Linked DNA regions of Homo sapiens: regions 1 and 3 are each linked to region 2. The links are chromatin contacts, found by Hi-C or POLR2A ChIA-PET in ENCODE. All regions are on one chromosome and are shown on one strand. Each heading gives the region's core, a stretch centred on a gene start or an enhancer-like site at or near the end of the contact. The rest is flanking DNA. Distances are from core to core; before and after follow the strand shown. Region 1 overlaps NTRAS (non-coding transcript regulating alternative splicing). Region 2 holds the start of LINC00467 (long intergenic non-protein coding RNA 467). Region 3 holds the start of LPGAT1 (lysophosphatidylglycerol acyltransferase 1).

Region 1 (2,979 bases), core at 331-2,830, 270 kb after region 2:
CAGAGGAGGACGCTCCTTCTACCACACTGTCCCTTGTCTAAGGACGCAAAGGAGAAAAGCCTTGCCTTAGCATCCAGAGTGGTTCAATATTACCTGAGCAAGTGAACTGCCTTTATTTTACAGGCCTCTAGGGCATAACTATCCATTTGCCCTTTTTTGTTTTGGCCACTAGGAAGCTTAGAGACAGATTTGTGGTCCAACAACGGTAAGTGTATGATCATGTCTAATTCTCATGCAGGACTGATCCCTGGCTTCACCCTAGCTTGTCTTCTTCCTCCTTGCTTTTAACATATGCATTTTATTATAACCATGTATTCGTATAAGCCACTTTAAATCTCTCCTGAAGCCAAGTGAAATAACTTTGTAAGTAGGTACTGTTCTAGGTCCTTGCCTATGGCGTATTCCCTCTTGATCTTTGCCATTGTTAACATCCCCATTGCACAGATGAGGACACTGAAGCGCAGAGAGGTGAAACAAGCAAGCCAGGCTCAGGGCAACGGTGAGTGTCCAAGCCAGGGTATCTCAGCTCTCTGTGTTCAGAGTTTGGGCCCCAGAAGGGACCACCTGGATCCTGTCTTGGCAGCAGGCAGGCCAACACGGCGCTGAGAGGGAGCTGAGGGGAGGTGTGGGTCAGATTTCTGGCAAGCCCTGAGGCTGTCAGTGAACCGCTGTGGGGTCCCCCCAGCATGTGCTTTGGGGCCACACCCTAATGGGGGTCTTCTTTATGTTATGACCACTCCTGCAGTTAATCAACCACAAGGTTGTTTTTTGTTGTTGCTGTTTTTTCTGTTTGTTTTTTTTTTTTTTTGAGACAGAGTTTCAGTCTGTTGGTCAAGCTGGAGTGCAGTGGCACAATCTTGGCTCACTGCAACCTCCATCTCCCAGGTTCAAGTGACTCTCCTGCCTCAGCCTCCCGAGTAGCTGGGATTACAGGCATGCACCACCACGCCTGGCTAATTTATGTATTTTTAGTAGACACGGCATTTCACCATGTTGGCCAGGCTGGTCTTGAACTCCTGGCCTCAAGTGATCCACCCGCCTCGGCCTCCCAAAGTGCTGGGATTACAGGCATGAGCCACCGAGCCTGGCCTTAAGCACGAGATTCTTAAGGATAGCACTGGGACCGGTGATTCTGTGACTGGAGCTGATTAACTGCTTTGTGGGAATAAGTAAGGGCTTCAAAGATGTGTGCCCATCTCGGCTGCCAGGCCCTGAGTTCTTGAGGTGGAAGCTGACTCTCCACCTTTCTGGCTGATCTAGGCAGGCTAGTTCCCTGAAGACTCAAGGTAAGCTGCCTTCTAGAATGAACTTGGGATGAAGGTAAATGATGACACAGGGCAGCTGTCTGAAAAAGAAAGGTTTATTTATCTAAACCAACAAGAAAGGATTCTTTTTAATTGGAAAAACAATTAAAGAATAGTGCATGTATTCAGATCCTATTTTTCCCAGTGTGTTTTTGTTGTTGTTGTTGTTGTTTTTGAGATGAGGTCTCACTCTGTCGCCAGGCTGGAATGCAGTGGCGCAATCATAGCTCACTGCAGGCTCCACCTCCCAGGCTCAGGCAATCCTTCCACTTCAGCCTCCTGAGTAGCTGGCACCACAGGCACACACCACCACGCCCAGCTAATTTTTTGCATTTTTGGGTTTCACCAGTTGCCTAAGCTGGTCTCGAACTTCTGAGCTCAAGTGATCTGCCCACCTCAGCCTCCCATAGTGCTGGGATTACAGGTGTGAGCCATTACACCCAGCCTACGTGTGTTTTAAATACACATACTCAGATGGATCCACTCAGACACACACACAGACCCCCATACACAGAGACACTCTATCCCCATCCCGCAACACACACACACACACACACACACACACACACAGAGTCTAGAAAGGACCACCAAACACCAAAGTGTTAATAGCTACTTCCGAAAGCAGAGATAGAAACTAGGCTAATGGGTGAGGAATGTTTACCTTTTAATTTTCACTATATATACTTTCCATATTGTTAGAACTTTTTACAACGATGTTGTCACTTCATGATTTAACTGTTTTGTTTTGTTTTGTTTTTTAATAGAGTGAATCATCTGTGAACACTTCCTGTGAACGTGTGACTATGATTATGGAACACTCTGTTGCATCAAGATGGCCAGAGATTGTCTCAGAGTCCAGGCAGTGGGAGGAGGGGGGATTTGTTTCCTGGCTGGGTGGTCGTAGGGCATCAAGGGATGAGCAGCTTTGGTTGTCTGGGATTTCAGCAGCTTGAGGGGAGCTGTAGGGCCCCAGAGCTGTCGCTGTGGCTGTGGTGTCAGAAATGTAAGCAAGGTGCCTCCATGGAGGTTAGCGAGGGTGCCCCTCTGAATGCCGGGTGGAATGCAACCTTTCGCATGGAGGAGGCCCTCAGCAGCTGACCTCTGTCTTCCCTGTGTAGAGGGAGGGAGGCTGAGGCTGGGGCTGAGCGAGGGGTAAAGTAAGCCACGTGTCTCATCAGCTAGCCTGCAGCAAGCACAGCCCTCTGGGAGGGCTGGTTCTATCCTCCTCCTTGGTGTGAAATCCATCAATCTAATAGGGATCCTTATTTTCCCAGCCACCAAGTCACAATGAGCAATAATCTCTTCTTGTTGGTGCATATAAATTTGCTTCATTCTTTTTTAAACAGCTGCCTTGTGTCGCCTTTTGCATTCAGCCCAAGTCCAGCCTAGGAGGACAGCCTTATCTTAAGTCACTGAGGGAACTAGCTTGCCTAACTGAAAGGGCTTTGCCCTGGAAGGAGAAGGGTCTTCTGGAAACATAAAACGTTTCAGGGGAGGGCAGTCCTGAATGAGATGGCTCTAGGGGGTGGGGGACACTGGACCGCCTGAAGGTACTGGGCATCTGGCCTGGGCTTTTGAGGAAATGCAAAGCCATGCTATAGATGATGCTGAGCAAAGGCGGGAGAGAGACGTGGGGGTCCTACCGGGGTCACTTGAAAACCCCTTCTCCGGCCTC
Region 2 (2,963 bases), core at 366-2,865:
GAACAATATGAGATTTTTTTAAATGTTAGAAAATATAGCTGAAATACTTTTTTTTTAAAGATGGAGTCTCGCTCTGTCCCCCAGGCTGGAGTGCAGTAGCAAAATCTCAGCTCACTGCAAGCTCCGCCTCCCGGGTTCAAGCCATTCTCCTGCTTCAGCCTCCTGAGTAGCTGGGACTACAGGCGCCCGCCACCATGCCCGGCTAATTTTTCATTGTCGTATTTTTAGTAGAGACGGAGTTTCACCGTGTTAGCCAGGATGGTCTCGATCTCCTGACCTCGTGATCCGCCCTCCTCGGCCTCCCAATGTGCTGGGATCACAGGCGTGAGTCACCGCACCCGGCCAATACTTTTCTAGAAAAAACTAATTTTCTCAAGAAGCAAAAGAAAAAATTCTAGGTATCAATAACGATGGACGCTATATAAAAAACAAAACTATCCATTAAGATGGCACCACACCCAGAAGGCTTTAAAGATGAGTTCTTCAAAACCTAAGAAATGTATCATTCACACATGCTATGTCTATTCCAGGTCATACAAAAATAAGTTAACCTGTCTGACTCCTAGCACAACCTGATACCAAAACTAGACAAGGACAGCAAAAGAAAACCATAAGCCAATCTAACTTAGGTGCATACATGAAAATCCAAAATTAACTACACAGCAAATTGCATCCAGCAATATATTGAAAAAATAAGATACCAGGATTCTAAGTTTGGCTCACCATTAGAAAATCTATTATTGTAGTTATTTTATTGTAGAGTAATGGAAAAAAGGCCATACAATCATCTCAAAGACTGATACTGAAAATACTTGGTAAAACTTAGTCATTTGCTGATTAAAAAAAAAACCGATATGGTAAACTACGAAAAGAACATAATTTGCCTATACACCCACACACACACACACCATAAACCTGCAGAAGATATCTTGAATGAAACCTAAGATGCAATCCAAAATAACTCCTGGTAAGAAATAAGTACCTCCGGCTACTATTCAGTGTTGCACTGGATTCTTGGGAAAAGCCAAAATTGTTCTTTACAGATAAATTCTTACCTACAAATCAAAGAGGACTGCCTGTCAAATTTTTAGAATACGAACGTTTAGTGAAGTGTCCAGATAGATCAACAATCAAAAGCCATTCTTATACAAGGATACTAATGGATTAATAGTCTATTAGTAAAAACAAACTACAATAACAAAAATAGCTATGAAAAAATGTTAAATGCGCACAACACCAAGCGAACTGCAACGCTTTACCTGAAAAACAAAGGGAGAACTGAATTAATTTAAAAAAATAGCCACATTGCTGGACGGGAATTCTCAATATTGTACTAGTATCCAATCTCGGCAAATCTACAAAAATATGGAATCCCAAACAAATCCCTGGAAATCTTTGCCATTTGGGCGCCAATCTACTAAAGAAATCGGCCCCAGGGTGTGAGGTTTCTCACATGTGCGTGAAAACGCTTCGAGAGGGGTGCAGCCGCGGACACAAAAACCGTGGCTTGAGTCCCCGCGCCCCTCCCCTCCCCTCCCCTCCCTCCCTCCAGTCCAGCAGCTCTTGCCTAAGGCTCCCGCGACCGGAAGAGTCGCTTCCGCTCCCGCCCCGCTCTGTGGCGTAGGCCGGACATTTCTAGTCGACTGTTGCGCGTGCGCGCGCTGTGACGTTCCCTACGCGGTCGGGCGTTGGGTTTCGCGGCGCTCGCCGCACTGGTTGTTCAGCACCTTCGGTCCGGTTGAGGTTGTCAAGTCGGACCAAACAGGTTGTTTCTCTGCAGTTTCCAGTAAGTGACCGTTCCAGCCGGGGCTGTGGCTAGAGTGTGAAGGCAAACCGGTAGAAGCCGCGCCGCCATTTTCTTCCCACCTCACTCTTTCCTCAATCTCCCTTCGGTCACTCCGAGGGGACTGTTGGTAGCCCCCCTCTGCCCGGTCCCCCGCTAATGAGGCCGCTCCCAAGCTCTGAGTTTCCCCAAAAGATGTGTCCTTTGTCATGAAAGCTCTCGTAGTATTTAAGTGCTAATACTCGACGGCCGCCGACTTCTCAGATGCACCCTGGAGGGTGTGCTCTTGGCCTGACACTTATTAGCCCTTCCGCTTCCTACAGTTGTGATGGGCCCTCAGATACTCACCAGGAAAATGTGATGCCCGCACCACCACTTCTTACTCCAACTTTCTTTGTAATTATGTCCTCTGTTTCAGAATCCTACTGCCGCGGAACAAAAATGTACCAAGGACCATTCCACTTAACGTCCCTCCCTTCCTTCTCAAACCCTTAAGAGTGCCTTAAGAGTAAGGTACTGACCTAAGTGCTTTACATGCATTTTATTTAATCTTCCCACGCAGTCCTTAAGTAGGCAGACATGAGAAAATTGAGGCACAGAAAAGTTTAATAATTTGCTCAAGGCAACATAGGTTGGATGTGGTAGGGCTGAAATTTGGATTTATTGTGTAGCTTACTCAATCTGGTGTTGTTATCATTCATTCCTTTCTCTTTCCCAAATACTGAGTATTCCTTTTTTTCTTAGTTGCTTCTACAGAGGAATTTTTTTCCTTAATGCTGTTTAGAGGGTTCTTCTTGAGAAATTTGGGTTCTGTCTGAAAACCCTTTTCTCAGAGCTCTCCTTACACAGACGCTTAAGTGTTGTTTTTCCAAATCTAAGCTCTAAACTTAATAATATTTTGCATATCCAAAATGTGCTCATGCTTCCTTAAAAAAGTACCCCTAAACCAGTACCCACCAACCAGCCCCCTTCCTCTACCTCAATATGACAATGGTTATCACTATTCTCAGCAAACATTTGGGCAGCTAGCTTATGTAAGACAATAAAGGTAATTGGGGTTTTGAAGAACTCTGAGGTTTAGTTCCGACCTGAAGGAGAAACATGAAAAGGCCTTCATAAAAAGGCCACATAAAATAGCAGATAAATCCCATCTCAGTTGCACAGAATACAAATTGTATAA
Region 3 (2,973 bases), core at 1-2,500, 450 kb after region 2:
AGGTCAAGGGAGCTGTTCACCGAGGCACGAAGTATGTCACAATATATTTAGCAAATGATAACACAATTCCCATTCAGTAATCGGTGGCCGTCCCCGCACCGTGTCTCACTGCGGTCGTCTATTGGACTTAGAAAAATAGATCCACTCGCTTCAGACAACCTCAGGATCTCCAAACTGAAGACACAAGTGACATGACCGAAACAGGGTCCCCTCAATAAGATTTCCCAGATACTGAGGACCTCAGTCTCCTCACCACCACGATTCCTGCACACCGATGCATTCCTTTAAAAGGTCTCTGGCTCTAGCGAAGAGTTACCCTCAAAATTCTCATTTGTAGCAATAGGGTTTTTGTTTCCCTTTTTTTTTTAAGAAAAAAAATGGGGGGCCTAGAAAAAAAGCTTACAAGGTGAGAGGAAGAAAGTAGGGGGTTATAATGCGAAAAAGAGGAAGGACAGGAGTAGGGGGAAGGGAGCAAAAGCCAGAAAGAGGTAAAAGCCAAGGAACTGGGGATGAAGAGAATGAGATTTCCGACCAGAGGGCAAGGAAGCAGGGGATGATGAAAGGGGCAGAGAAGAGGCGACCGCAGCGCGGGGAGCCGGTGGAGCCTGCAGCGGTTTCCGCGGATGTGGAAGGGTCGTGGCGGCGGGCGCGGCCCGCGCGCCGGGCTCACCTCGGCGGGCGCGGACGGCGGGCGGCTGCGGAGAGCGGGGGCGGGTGTCCCCCGCCGAGGGGTCGCGGTCATGGACGCGGTGGCGGCCCAAGCGGCCCGAGGCGCTGCGCGAGCGGGCGCGCTGGCGCCCTACTCCCCTCGCGGCTGCCTGCGGACAGAGGGACGGCGGGGACTCAGAGGCCGGACCTGTCACCCGGGCGGGTCCCGGGGAGGCGGGCGGATGCCCCGCGCCCCCGCCTCCTCCCCGGGGCCTACCGCGCCCTCGTCCCTCAGGCCGCTGCCGCCTCCCCGGGCCACGCGACGACGACACCCCCTTCCCCGCCCCCAGCGCCTCCCCTGGCCCGGCTCCGCTGCCGCTCTGGGGCCTGCGACCGCGGAGCCGGAGGTTACCTCGGGCTGGCCGGGCCCCAGCCGGGGCTTTGGGAGTCAGAGGAGCCGGAAGAATGCATGGCCGGCGGCGGGGCCGGCGGAAGAAGGCGGTGGCGGGGCCCTGCCCCGCTCCGGCTGTGGCGCGGCCCGCGCCCGTTCCCCGGCGGCGCCGAGACTCGGTCCCCAAGGGCCCGGCCGCGTTCGCCCGGACTGGCGGGGAGGGGCGGCGGGAGGAAGCGGCGGGAGTCGGGACTGCGGCGGAGCCGCTCCCACAGCGCCCTCTAATGAAAGCGCCGCCGCCGCTGCCTGGCCCGCTTGCCCCGCCTGGCCCGCTCCCCCTACCCCTGCGCCAGCGAGTCGGGGCCCTCGGGGCTACCTGGACGCTCGGCCAGGACCTCAGTGAGTCCAGAACATACTGAGGGAAAGGGCCGCTCGGAAAGATCTAGGAATGAACACCCATCCTCACACCCCAGGAGTGCCTTGGTTTCAGTTGAGAGCCCCCTTTCAGCCAACACGGCCGCCTTTCATTGTTAGGGCTCTCTTCTCTGCCCAAACTAGGAACCTGTCTCCTTGACGGCTAAATGTCCACTTTTCATTCTTAATGAAACCCGGTTGCACTCATGGCTTTTCTTCTTAACCTCTGCAGTGTATTATTGTCTAGAGTTTCAAATTCATTCTTTTTACGGTCAAAAGTCTTGTTTCAGGAAAGCAGCTGGAACATTAATGGCAATTCCACTTTCCCATTCATCGCCCCCGCCCCCACCACCCCACCAAGAAACTCAGTGGGAATGAATGGTCTACACAGAGAAACTGAAATCTGGTTAGTCAAGAAGGAAAAAACAACCAAGTGCCTGGCATTAAGTAAGTACTCACCCGCCCGCCCTCCCCCGCCCGCCATAAAAAGAAAAACCGAAAAGACAAAAAACAGTGGCCATGGGAACTCCTAGACAGACCCCGTCACTTGGGATACTATAGCTGCATTCTGGTTCAAAGGCTGGACCACCTGAAGGAAAATAGAGAAATAGTCCATTGACCTACCCCCTTGAGCATTCTTAAATGATCTGCCTAAATTTTAGTTTTTAAAAATCCTGTTTATAAAACCTTATGTCCCTTAAGCACATTTGTAAATGGAGGGGATGGGGCAGGGCAGATTTCACACTCCCTAGGGAACTGCCATATTTGAATCAGAATGCCACCTATTCTGCCTATTTTGAAAATGTTCATCACAGCGTTTGCTCTGGACTCTCAACTTTCTCTAATTTCAGTTCCTCTTAGGTCCACAGGTGAAGGAAAGATATGCCCCATTCTATTCCTTGCATTCTCTCTTTATTGACAAGGTAGTAAGATCTTTAAATAAATCTCATGAGAGAGATAATATATATACTTTATTATTCAAAATATGTCATTATATTCTTCAGTAAGATAGGTGAGGTACATATTTATTTCCACAATCAAGAATAAACTCTAAGGATTCCATCTGGTCCATGCAATTCAGCTTTCCCACATGCTGCGTAAACGTTGGCTGACACCTGGAGAGAGATAACCTACAATGGGATTTACACGTGATTCCTGGATCAGGGACCATCTGCCAGAGGACCAGACACAGCAGCACTTGATGAAATGCAATTAGTACCAGGCCCAGAATTCATTTTCAGGCTCAGAAAAGAGCCAGAGGTTGGGCAGGACCTCTGGCTCTTTAGTGTACAAAAACAACACTTGAAGTGTCTACCAAAGAGACAGATTCTTCAGCATCATACCAGAACATTTTAATAATCTAGGTCCAGTGGACCTGAGAACCTGCTTTTTAAAAAGCGTCATAGGTGATTCTGATGCAAGTAGTATGCAGACCTTGCTTTAAGAAACCCTGACTTAGAGGTATTCTGAGATGATCACATTCTCTTCTAGACCCTTCATAATTTTAAATCATTTGATCA

The links. A loop is a pair of places that touch in the nucleus more often than their neighbours do. ChIA-PET counts read pairs that join two places held with the same protein, here RNA polymerase II (POLR2A). Pooled maps may share reads with other maps.
Region 1: a loop to region 2 is called in a map of Caco-2, with 14 times the contacts of the local background. The contact joins the enhancer-like site here to the promoter of LINC00467 in region 2. A Hi-C loop is called at or near these places in 3 of 168 maps with a recorded cell type or tissue (Caco-2, MCF 10A and ascending aorta), 4 of 37 single-sample maps with no recorded cell type and 18 of 50 pooled maps. POLR2A ChIA-PET finds 5 or more read pairs at or near these places in 1 of 52 experiments (GM12878).
Region 3: a loop to region 2 is called in a map of B cell, with 20 times the contacts of the local background. The contact joins the promoter of LPGAT1 here to the promoter of LINC00467 in region 2. A Hi-C loop is called at or near these places in 1 of 168 maps with a recorded cell type or tissue (B cell), 1 of 37 single-sample maps with no recorded cell type and 8 of 50 pooled maps.

The regions. Positions count from the first base shown.
Region 1 is chr1:211,651,976-211,654,954 of GRCh38, forward strand. It overlaps NTRAS (non-coding transcript regulating alternative splicing), which reads left to right. Exons shown (of 3, transcript NR_131925.1): 3 at 2,069-2,647. Among named protein-coding and RNA genes, the nearest start is that of NTRAS, 14 kb to the left of the region's middle. Within about 2 kb of position 1,581, at least 2 of the 41 ENCODE cell types and tissues checked have a DNase peak (open chromatin) inside an H3K27ac peak, as active enhancers do.
Region 2 is chr1:211,381,140-211,384,102 of GRCh38, forward strand. It overlaps LINC00467 (long intergenic non-protein coding RNA 467), which reads left to right and starts at 1,616. Exons shown (of 6, transcript NR_026761.2): 1 at 1,616-1,786. LOC124904504 (a long non-coding RNA gene) reads right to left here and starts at 1,605. Exons shown (of 2, transcript XR_007066868.1): 1 at 1,454-1,605; 2 at 1-1,259. It overlaps LOC107985259 (a long non-coding RNA gene), which reads right to left. Exons shown (of 2, transcript XR_001738447.1): 1 at 2,132-2,963; 2 at 1,687-1,815. RefSeq lists an enhancer at 1,729-1,798.
Region 3 is chr1:211,829,513-211,832,485 of GRCh38, forward strand. LPGAT1 (lysophosphatidylglycerol acyltransferase 1) reads right to left here and starts at 1,251. Exons shown (of 8, transcript NM_014873.3): 1 at 1,061-1,251. LPGAT1-AS1 (LPGAT1 antisense RNA 1) reads left to right here and starts at 1,449. Exons shown (of 6, transcript NR_135820.1): 1 at 1,449-1,528; 2 at 1,744-1,900. RefSeq lists a silencer at 676-1,435.